Regions from separate parts of the Homo sapiens genome. Here region 1 is linked to region 2. Evidence: read pairs that join two places in POLR2A ChIA-PET (ENCODE). Cell type or tissue: MCF 10A. All regions are shown on one strand. Links, peaks and the distances in the headings refer to the core of each region. The heading gives the core; the rest is flanking DNA.

Evidence for each region. Peaks named below come from ENCODE experiments on the same cell type or tissue, not always from the same donor. Only the 100,000 strongest peaks of a DNase experiment are listed, where the experiment ranks them.
Region 1: POLR2A ChIA-PET joins it to region 2 with 5 read pairs; 2 of 35 experiments call an interaction of 5 or more read pairs at or near these places.

Annotation. Positions count from the first base shown.
Region 1 is chr4:86,556,649-86,562,040 of GRCh38, forward strand. It overlaps a transcript of MAPK10 not described here. Among named protein-coding and RNA genes, the nearest start is that of MIR4452, 17 kb to the left of the region's middle. In MCF 10A, for the core only: no CTCF peak of the experiment used is centred there; a DNase peak (open chromatin) is centred at 2,343.
Region 2 is chr4:86,621,901-86,627,292 of GRCh38, forward strand. All of the region lies in intron 1 of PTPN13 (protein tyrosine phosphatase non-receptor type 13), which reads left to right. Among named protein-coding and RNA genes, the nearest start is that of PTPN13, 30 kb to the left of the region's middle. In MCF 10A, for the core only: no CTCF peak of the experiment used is centred there; no DNase peak of the experiment used is centred there.

The sequences.
Region 1 (5,392 bases), core at 266-5,265, 65 kb before region 2:
TGTTTCACACAATACAGAGCTGTGATTGCAAAAAGAATTAAATGCTGAGCAAAGGAAAAATATGTTTATTTATTCGTGGAGCCCTTTCGAGTCTTAGATGAAAAAGGGTAACTAAACCAAATGATAACCTGGAAAGTATCTCCTAGAATCTTAAAATGTTTAAAATTTTAAATTTAATAATGTGAAAAATGAGAACCATTTTTATAGCACTGGCAAGAAAACAGGTTCTAAGATGTCCTTACAATTCCATGCTCAGTTTATATTCTGTTGTAACTTCCCCAAGTTTTATTTTTCTGAGTGGGCTGGGCAGTGAAACCCATAAGATTTGCCCTCTGGGACAGAGCCATTTTAAATACAATGCTCTTCCTACTCTTCAGACAAGAAAGCAGTGAATCATTCATCTTCTAACCAAAATTAAGCTGGTTAATTCCATGGCTATCAATCTTGACATTTAATGTTTACATTCAAAATTTGGGATTAAAAAAAAATGAGTAAAAAAGAAATATGAAGTGGACCATTAGTGAAATTCTAACTGAAGTGAAACTAAATCTTTTGTTAAATGGCAATGGTAAATGTTGTAAAGATATATTACTTCCTGTTTTCCAGTCTCTTTTTCTTGACCACAACCAGTGTAAGATATAATAAAATAACAACCTCCCAAGTTATGTTATTATAGAGTACTTTTACAGCCCAACCCAAGGCAAAATAAACATCAGTAATGAATTGTTCCCATGTACTGACATAAGGAAAGACTACTGACTGTCACTAAAAACTAGTGTATTTTTTTAAAATCTAAGAAAAGTAGAACTCTAAGGCACAACAGTTTCATTGTTAATTTATGTCATCCAAGATTTTGTCCAACTGAGCAATCAATTAGGAAATAATATATCAAGAATCTTACTGGCTCTAGTTGTAATCATTTACAAATTACTGATAAATTTAATAATATTTTGAAGGGTAAATTGTTCATTTCCTCAGCACTAGATGTTGTATTTAATGACACCAAAATACTGTTTAGTTTCAGCCAAAAGTAGGCAACTAATATTTTTTCCTAATATAGAGTGTAGAGGTGACTGACTCATCATAATATTTTCTGTTTTCATATTAGTCAGTTAGCACTCAAGAAACTCCGTATGCCATTGGGAGTGCAACAGGAGTCATATTTCTGAAAATGAAATTTCTGTTTTTATATACACTCCTTCTGTTGGCTCCTAAATTCAGGTAGTTTAGAGAAACATACTTTCCCACATTTAGTGCCCTGACTTAGGTAGAAGTTAATAATATCTTTATTCTAAACTGAATCATTGGTATATTGATGCTAAATGGTTGCAAGAAATTAAATGGTTTATTCTTTTATGTACCCCCAAGAAGCAATTCTAGTCTGTCATTCTTCTGCAACAAACACCTAATTAGTTTACTAATACATACAGAGGTGAAACAAAAAGTAAATTAAAAATACATATTTTCAATTTTAACTGGCCATAATTTTAATTTTCAAATTAGTGTTCTCTTCTATTAGCCCAGGCTGAAAAATTAAATATAGGATACCTAAATAAAACACATTTATGAACAAATTCATAAATTTAAGTCACATAAATTCAAGAAAGTATATTCTTATTTGATGTTTGAGAAATTTTCCATCAATAGACAAGTTTTTATATTCCATCAAATTCAGTGCTAAAGACGAGGCTTTGTACTTAGTATGCTGTCTTTCATCTTTGGCCTTCGAAACTCTTTATGGGCCTTAATTAATTCTCACCACACCCCTCTGAGGCAGGTTGGTATTATTATTCCCTCTTTATAGTTGAGGAAATGGAGACAAAAAGAGATTAGTATGAGATTTGCCCAATGACGTAGAATAAATCAGAGACACATTTAGTGTGAGCTTCAAAACGGCTCACAGATAAACATGTTGTTGGCGTCTTCATTTCTCTTTCCTATCAGTATCAATGTTTCAACATTCTCAACAGAAAATGTTTCTTGTTTAGCAACATTGCTAAGTTGAATTACTTTTTCACTCTGAGAAGTTTATATTGCCTCTTTGAGAATTTATTTTATTGCTTTCTTCTTTGCTACAAAATGAATTTTTGACATAATTTTGACATGTTGCAACTAAATGTACAGGTTGGTACCCTGAAGAAATTAGAGTATGCATTACTTGCAATTAGATATAAAACTTTCAGGAAAAAAAAAAAAAACTTTCCAGAAATGTGTAGCATGCTGTATCAGATCATTCATGGGGACATTCTAGGGTCCACGGAAGCCATTCACCTAGAAATCTTGATGGTAATATTATTATGATACCACCTCATTAAGTGACTCATGATGGCTTGTTCAGGCTTGTGTTCTTTGTGAACTGAAGACCTGCTATAAATCCAGTTACAACTAGTTTCTCTGCTATTGCATTATACCTCATGTTAATGGCTAAAGTAAACTTGCATATTTTTTTCCATTGGAGTTCAATGGCAAATGTCTGCTACTGAAGCAAAATGAAAAATAATATACATTATTTTTCCTTTTCTTCTTGAGACATCCCCAAAAATTTATGTTTAGGTTTAACCAAATCCAACGGTTTTGCTGTTCTATACCCTACGTGACTAGCAACTTTTTTGGAGGAGATAAGGCTATCTTTCCAAAAAAAAAAAATCTAAAAATCCTATAATTTAAAAAATTATGTTTAATTTGCCTTGTCTAGGTGAAGATGCTATTGAGAGATATCTCTGTTTTAAGATTTATTCCAAGCTTGGATTCCTTATGCTGTTTGGTTTTCTTATGATACCTTACTCTATTAAATTGTACTCAATAATAATACCAGCAAATAGTCTCTCTTTCTCCACAATGAACTCTCTTGTTTCCCCTGCTCTATTTTGGATAATTTGTATAAAATGCAATGCAAAGATTACATTTCAGGAAAGGGTGAAGAGAGGAAAGGCAAAAATATACCTTCAGTTTTCAAACTATACTACTTAAATATTTTGTTTTAGTCTTAATAGTCACTCACCGGCCAGGCGTGGTGGCTCATGCCTCTAATCCCAGCACTTCGGGAGGCCAAGGCAGTAGGATCACTATGTCAGGAGATCAAGAGATCGAGACCATCCTGGCCAACATGGTGAAACCCCGTCTCTACTAAAAATACAAAAATTAGCTGGGTGTGGTGGCACGTGTCTGTAATCCCAGCTACTGGGGAGGCTGAGGCAGGAGAATCGCTTGAACCTGGGAGGCAGAGATTGCAGTGAGCCGAGATTGCAACACTGCACTCCAGCCTGGCAACAGAGCAAGACTTTGTCTCAAAAAAAAAAAAAAGAAAAGAAAATAGTCACTCACCTTCCTTATAAAACCAGTCAATTTTTTTTAATTTAGGATATTACTAATCACTAAATATCATGTTGTATTGTAAAGACAAAAAATAAAATAAAAATAGAATATTACTAATCATTTAATTTCAGCAGTAACCATTTTGCTTCAAAATTCTGCTAAATTAAATCATGGTGAACTTAAAGTTGTTAAATTTTACACACATTACTTTATATGTAAACATACAAACGCACTTTAACGAAAATGACAAGACTTTTCAATATAGAAAAATAATTTACTCCAAGGTTCAGAGTCAGAGTGAGACTCGTTAGCAAACCTCAATTGGTGGATATTTTCAGTATTTTCCAAAGTCTACCAGTGTGTGCCCCTACAGGTTGGATGTTACAAAATAATCTCTTCTTTTTAAAATGGAAATATGCTGTATTTGCCTTAGAAGACAGTTTTCAAATAAGAGATCTATCTTCTTTCAATATTTATTGCAACTTATAATGGAATTCTTGTTTAAAGGTTTGTATAGAATTAGTTACACTCCTTTGTCACATACTCCCAAATATTTATTTTAGGGAGTAGTTGATAAACCTGCTGGTTCTATCTGAAAGCGTGAAACCAGGTCAATTTCGCCACTGGGGCTAAGCACCATTCATCACCCTTATCTCTCTAACAGCTAATCTAAAGTAGTTAAGTAGTAATACATTGGCAATTCCCTTATTTAAGTGATGCAGTAAGCTATAAACTTAGCATTGCAAAACAGAGGCAAAAACTGTGCAATAATCCTTTTTGACCCCAGGATAGGAATCTTGGGACATTATTCTCAGTTCAAAATAAAGAGACTTAAAATCATTTTCATACAGTTAATGGATTCTTTCCTGTGCAGTCCTAGGACATGATGAAATATATTTAATGAGCTGTGCAAGGAATGAAGCGTGTTTGCCACTATAGAGTCCATGTCAGAAATAGAGCAAAGCATAGGAAATCCTGCTCACATGTATTACAATCCCTGTTCAATCTCCTAGGTCAACAGTTCACAACCTTTTTGGCACCAGGGACCAGTTTTGTGGAAAACAATTTTTTCCATGAATGCGGGAGTAGGGGGAATGAAACTATTTCATGTCAGACCATCAGGCATTGGATTCTCCTAAGGAGTGTACAACCTAGATTCCTCACATGCACCGTTCACAGTAGGGTTCATGCTCCTATGAGAATCTAATGCCACTGCTGATGTGACAGGAGGCAGAGCTCAGGTGGTAATGCTCCAGCCCAGTTCTTAACAGGCCATGGACCCATAATGATCCATGGCCTGGGGGATGGGGATCCCTGTCCTGCAAGACTCTGTCAGTTGCTGTGTATTATAAGTTCTTATGCTAAAATGTGAGTAATATAATGCTTATTAGAAGTAGTGGTAGTATTTCAAAAAATTATTCTATAATGTGTTAATAGTCCAGACTCTCATGTGTTTTCGACATTATTTGAACCTAGTTTCAAAAGCTCTTTCATTTCTTACTGAGAGCAATTCTCCAAAACCTCCTTCCTCTTATCTACAATCAACTGTTCATTCTTGCTTCCCTTGTTGATTTACAGTGAATGAAGAACTATTCTGGTGTTATTGAGATCTGTTTCTTATGAAAAATTAGCTGTGCTGGCTCTCTCTATATATATGAGGGAGAAATGAGAAGAGAAGGTGATTGAGTAATAGTCTAATTGTTAAGACTTAATTACTTAAAAGCAGACAATATGAAAGTAGATGAAACAGATAATTAAGGAGGTTATTTATTCATTATAAAACACTTTTCTATGTCAAGCAATGTACAGTGTATTGGGGAGACAAGAAGCAGACAGAGGACTTGCTCCCAGAAAACAGACAATCTAGTTGGAAGAAATATAAACTGTTTCTTCTTTTGCAATTCTTGTTGGATCATTCATTTTTCCCTATTCTAATTTTTATCATCTTAATTTGGACATTTACCACTTCCTTCTTGGATCACTACTGTTCTCCCCTGAAAGGCTTTCCCATCTCTGGTAAATATCCCCACTCGATCCTTTCTAAATTGACTCTTACTTCTAACTTCTACTTTGATTG
Region 2 (5,392 bases), core at 162-5,161:
AGTCAGTAGCAATAACCCAATAAGCAGTATCAAATGTGTCGAGTTCTGTCCTTAATACATTTTAAATGACCTTAATAAGATATATAGTTCACTGTTTATAATAGAATCCATAACAGACAGAACCTTAAATAAACATTATTCTTTGCTAAAAACTTCTCTGCTTTGTTTCTCCAAAAGGTCATTTGAGTTATCATTACAACCCCCTGTGTTTTCTTCCTTCTGAATTGCACACTGAGTAATTACCACACAAATTAGTAAAATTCTGTTACATTTATCTTCAGACTGATAGAATATGGAGAATAAGACCATTGCCCTTATTTTGTGCTCTGTAAATCAGTGTGAACATAAATTATCAATTTTACTTTTTATCATTTACTGTAGCTTAGATTTTTCTGCTAATTTAATAAAGGCTAATTCTTTAAAAACATACTGTAGTTTTGAGAGAGATAATTACAGAATACGAGCTTATGGAGAGTCTTTGGTAATAACTAAGTACATAAAGCCCCTTTTAATGTATGTTAACGAAGGGTAGTAAAACTTTACCTATTTGCTGTGAATTTACTTCATTTGTTTCTAATGATGGGACTCTAGGTCTTAAAATGAAAGGAAAAAAGTTGAACTTTAAAAATATAACCAATAACGAAGGGATTACTGTTTTAGATTAAAAGAGATATACAGTGTATAGACCTTGTTTGAATCCTCATTTCAACAAATGCTATTTAAAAGCCAAACCTATTCTGAGATAATCAGGGCTCTCTAGAAGAGGTGGTTTTGGGGCAAAGCCACTTAGTCTTCTTTTCTTGTTAGTCTTCATCTCTCTGTCCTTGGATGTCTCTTCTATCTGTGTGTACTACTTTAGAGTCTCATGAAATTTCAGGGCTTTAAAATACAATCTATATGTTGACTATTCTAAATGTTTATGCCCACCGCATATATTCAGTTACCTACTTAGCATCTTCACTTGAATGTCTAATCAGCATTGCAAACATAACATACAAAATCAAACTCTGAAACTTTCCCTCCAAACCAACTCCTTTCACAGGCTTCCTGTCTTAGTTAATGGTAACTCCCTCCTGCCAATTTCTTAGGGCAAAGAGCATCAATATCAACAAAAACTTTTGGCCCTTCCTTCAAGATATTTCCAGAATCTGATCACTTCCCACCTGTCCCACAGCTACCAGTTTGGGAGCTCAATGTCTCAATGTTTTTATGTTGAGAACCAGGGAAGCTGATGGTGTAACTCATTCAGAGGCTGAAAACCTCCCGGGGGTCTGCTGGTGTAAGTCATGGAGTCTAAAGACAGGCAGGTATGCAGTTCTGATGTCCAAGGCAGTGGAAGAAAAGTTTGTTCCAGTTCTCAGAGAGAGACCAGTTCACCTTCTGTGTGTGTCCTATCCAGGCCCCTGACTAATTGGATGGTGCCTGCCAATATTGAGGGAAGATTTTCTCTACCCACTCCACTCAGACTCACATACTAATCTCTGGAAACCCCCTCACAGACACACCCAAAATAATGCTTTACCAGGTTTCTAGATATTCCTTAATCCAATTAAGCTGACACCTAAAATTAAATCCACAAGTCTACTCCTTGTCAACTTGGCATTCATATGCATCTCCTCAAACCATAACTCATTTCCAAATAAAGACAATAACCAGGCAATAGTTTCACCTAACACGATGCAACTATCCTGTGATTGTGATTTTCAGAATTTTAGACTTTAGGGATTTTGATCTTTTGAGATTTCAACATTTGGGATTATGACTTTCAGGATTCTGTCTTTTGGAATTATGATCCAAATTCTTTACTTTCTGCCCAGAATGTTCTTTCCTATGTATATGCACATCTCACTCTCTCACCTCCTTTAGAACTTTGCTCAAATGACAAACTCTCAGTGAGGGCTTCCTTGATTGTTATATTTTAAATGTCTACTTTCTGACTTTCCTGCTATTCCCTAGGCCTCCTTCTTAGTTATTTTCCTCCATCACATTTATTACCATACGATATTCTAGTTATTGTACTTATTTATTGTCTGTCTTCTCCATAGGACCAGTTATTTTTGTCTAGTTTATTCACTCTTATCTCCTCAGTACTTAAAACAGTGCCTGGCTCATAGTAAATAATAAATATTTGTTAATTGATTGAATAAAAACCTAGCACCTATCAATGCATAGCACATAATAGTTGTAACAAATATTTAAATAAATGAAGGAATTAATAATCTAGTTGGTGGATCGTTCCATTCTTTTACAATTTATTTGACTCTCTTGTAGCTTTATTTTCTTTTTTATACTGCATAGACCCCATAATCCTTCCCCACAATAACTCCTGCCACAACTCTCAACTCTCTTTCTGCAGTATCCTCCAAGCAAATCTTTGACTTCTCTCTACTTATTTGTTGGTTGCTAAATGCAACCAAGAAAAAGCTGAGGATCTGATCTCTGGCTCAAGGGACAGCCAAAAAGAGAATACCCAGGGACCAGTGCTCTCATTATAAGATGATATATGATTCTATAGTACCTGAGCTCTGCAGCTCTAATAGTCCCTTTGCTTTGTTTAGTTTTCTAGTTTTGTAGACTTAAAAGGGCACCACTCAAAATAGCCCTTTGTTGAATAGTTAGTTCAGTTGCTAAAATCAAGGATGAGCATGGTAAGGAAGTATTCAACTAGCTGACCTCTGAGTAATTAGGAAAGTCTGGCATTGACTGCTCATCTTAGAATTGATTAACATCATAGGAGCTATTGGAATTGAGGGTTAAAGCTTTATCCAAAAGCTGGGTGCAGTGGCATGCCTATAGTTGCAGCTACTTGGGAGGCTGAGGCGGGATTGCTTAAGGCCAAGAGTTTGAGAATGCAGTGTGCCATGATCATGCCTGTGAATAGCCACTGTACTCCAATCTGGTTAACATAGTCAGAACCTGACTCTAAAAAGCAACAAAAAAGCTTTATCCAAAAATGCAATGGTTCTTTAACATTATTGTGTATGGGACCTACCTGGGGAGCTACAGATTCCTGAATACACAGTGAAAGCCATTCTTTGAGGGTATATATAAGCACATGGGCAGGTATATGAAGCATTTGAAATAGGTCATGAGGACTACCTCACTAAGCCAATGAATGAGGCCATTAGACAAGAAGTCCTCCACCTAACATTTCCATCTCTAAACATGAAACATGCTCCTTTCCCTTTGACTTCAGCAGACCAGATGAAGTATCATTGGAAAGGTAATCACTCTCTAATCTTTGTGACTTTACCTATTGCTTACCCACCTCCTCCTATATCTTGGAACTTTCATGATCTGACTGGTATTTACCACTTAGCTTCATCTCTTGTCTTCTCTTCCCCTTCTCTGGATAGTCTACAGAATTTGAATACCTCCTACTGTTTCTTGTCTCTCTCTTAATACAGGTTATTTCCCCTACCTGGAAGGCCTTAACTATAACCCCCTTATATCTTCTTTATCTACCTTCTTCTTACTTACACCCTCCTCCCTCATCCCAACCTTGGAATCATTTCTAAAATCTTCCTTTCTGGTCTAATTAAATACCCTTTTTGGAATCCCATGGCACTTTGAACCATTATGATATTTAACACAATATATATTATAATCATTGATTTATCCTCTCACCTGCTAGATATTTTTAGTTTGTTTTTGTTTGCTTATTTTTTTGTGTGTATGTGTGTGTGTTTAATGTCTGGTACCACACCACACCTATTCAACTTTTAGTCCCAGACTCATGGTCCTGAAGTCTAAAGGCTTGTTGGTAGAATTCAGTCCTTGTGATTGTAGGACCTTTTCTTCCTGGTCGTTGGCTGGGATACACTTTTGGCTCCTAGAGGCCACCCTTAGGTCCTTGCGATATGCCCCACTACGTAGGCAGTTTACAACGTGAAAGGAATCTTGAGGGCAATCGCAGAATGCTGCTTAGCACACTATTTTTTACAATGTAAAGGACAAATATGAATTTTTACTTGATCTTTTGTGTTTTATCCGTATTTGTTTCCTTTGGTTGCTGTCCAGTAGACATTTTAAGTCTATGTAATTTAGGAAGATCAGCAGTATCCTAAAGCAATGATCTTAACATAAGTCTGTAGGTAGCGAGGAAAGGTGTTGTAGAAAGACAATACTCAACATCAAAATTCTACCATTGCATTGTTTTCTGTTGGTACCTTCCAGTTGGTGAAGAGAAAGAACAAATGTGAAATTAGAGATTTCCCCCCTGGTTTTACTTTTCTCCTAAGTTTAAATGATGCAGAGAGGGACTGAAGAATTCCAGAGTTTTTCTTCTTATTCTTTGAAGCTGTCCTTTGAAAGCAGGGACTAGGCATACATGATTTCTATTTAGATAAGTAGTTGACATGAACCAGAGGCCCAGAAAGGCAATTTAGACTTGTGTTTATTTTAGTTTATCTTCTTTCACAGGGAAAGCATAATGGAAAAGTTGACAAATACTAAACATTGCTCCAACTGCAACAAAAACATTTAGATACATGCTGTTTCTACCTTGTGGCAACATCCAATTAAAACTTCACTGAGCTTTATTCCTTTTTCTCTTAAAATTCCTATTCTTTCTTAGTTTTTTGTAACTATATTAGGCAATAATATTTTTTCTCTACTACCTGATCTATAACTACTTCTAATGGAAAGAAATATTAATGTATTTTGTATTAGGGAGATGAACCCTTAATCTTCTACACCTCTAATAGTGCTTTTATTAGTGAGAGTGCAAAGATGCTGGAACTCTTTGCATTGTTGGTGGGGATGTAAAATGGTGCAGCTACTATGAAAAACAGTAATCCTGAATAAATTAAAAATACAATTACCATATGATTTAGCAATTCCACTTTTGGGTATACAGTTGAACCTTAAGTTTTAGGGGAATAAAAAGTTATATGTGGATTTTCAACTGCACAGAGGGTCAGTTCCCCCAACCCCTACGTTACTCAAGGGTCAGCTGTATATCCAAAATAATTCAAAGCAGGATCTCAAAGAGATATCTGCATACCCATGTTCATCACAGCATTATGTGTAATAGCCAAGAACTGGAAACAACCCCAAATGTTCTAAACAGGTGAATGGATACAGAAAATGTGGTATATACATATATGGTAAAATATTTTGCAGCCTTAAAAAAGAAGGAAATCCTGTCACATGCTATAACATGGATGAACCTTGAGGACATTATGTGAAGCAAAATAAGCTAGTCATTTAGGACAAGTACTAAATGATTCCACTCATATGAAATATCTAAAATAGTCAAAATCATAGAAACAGAAAGTACAAAGTTGGTTACCAAGGGCATTTCAGTTTTACAAGGTAAAGTTCCAGAGGTCTGTTCAATAACGATGTGAATATATTTAACACTACTGAACTATACACTTAAAAATGGGTT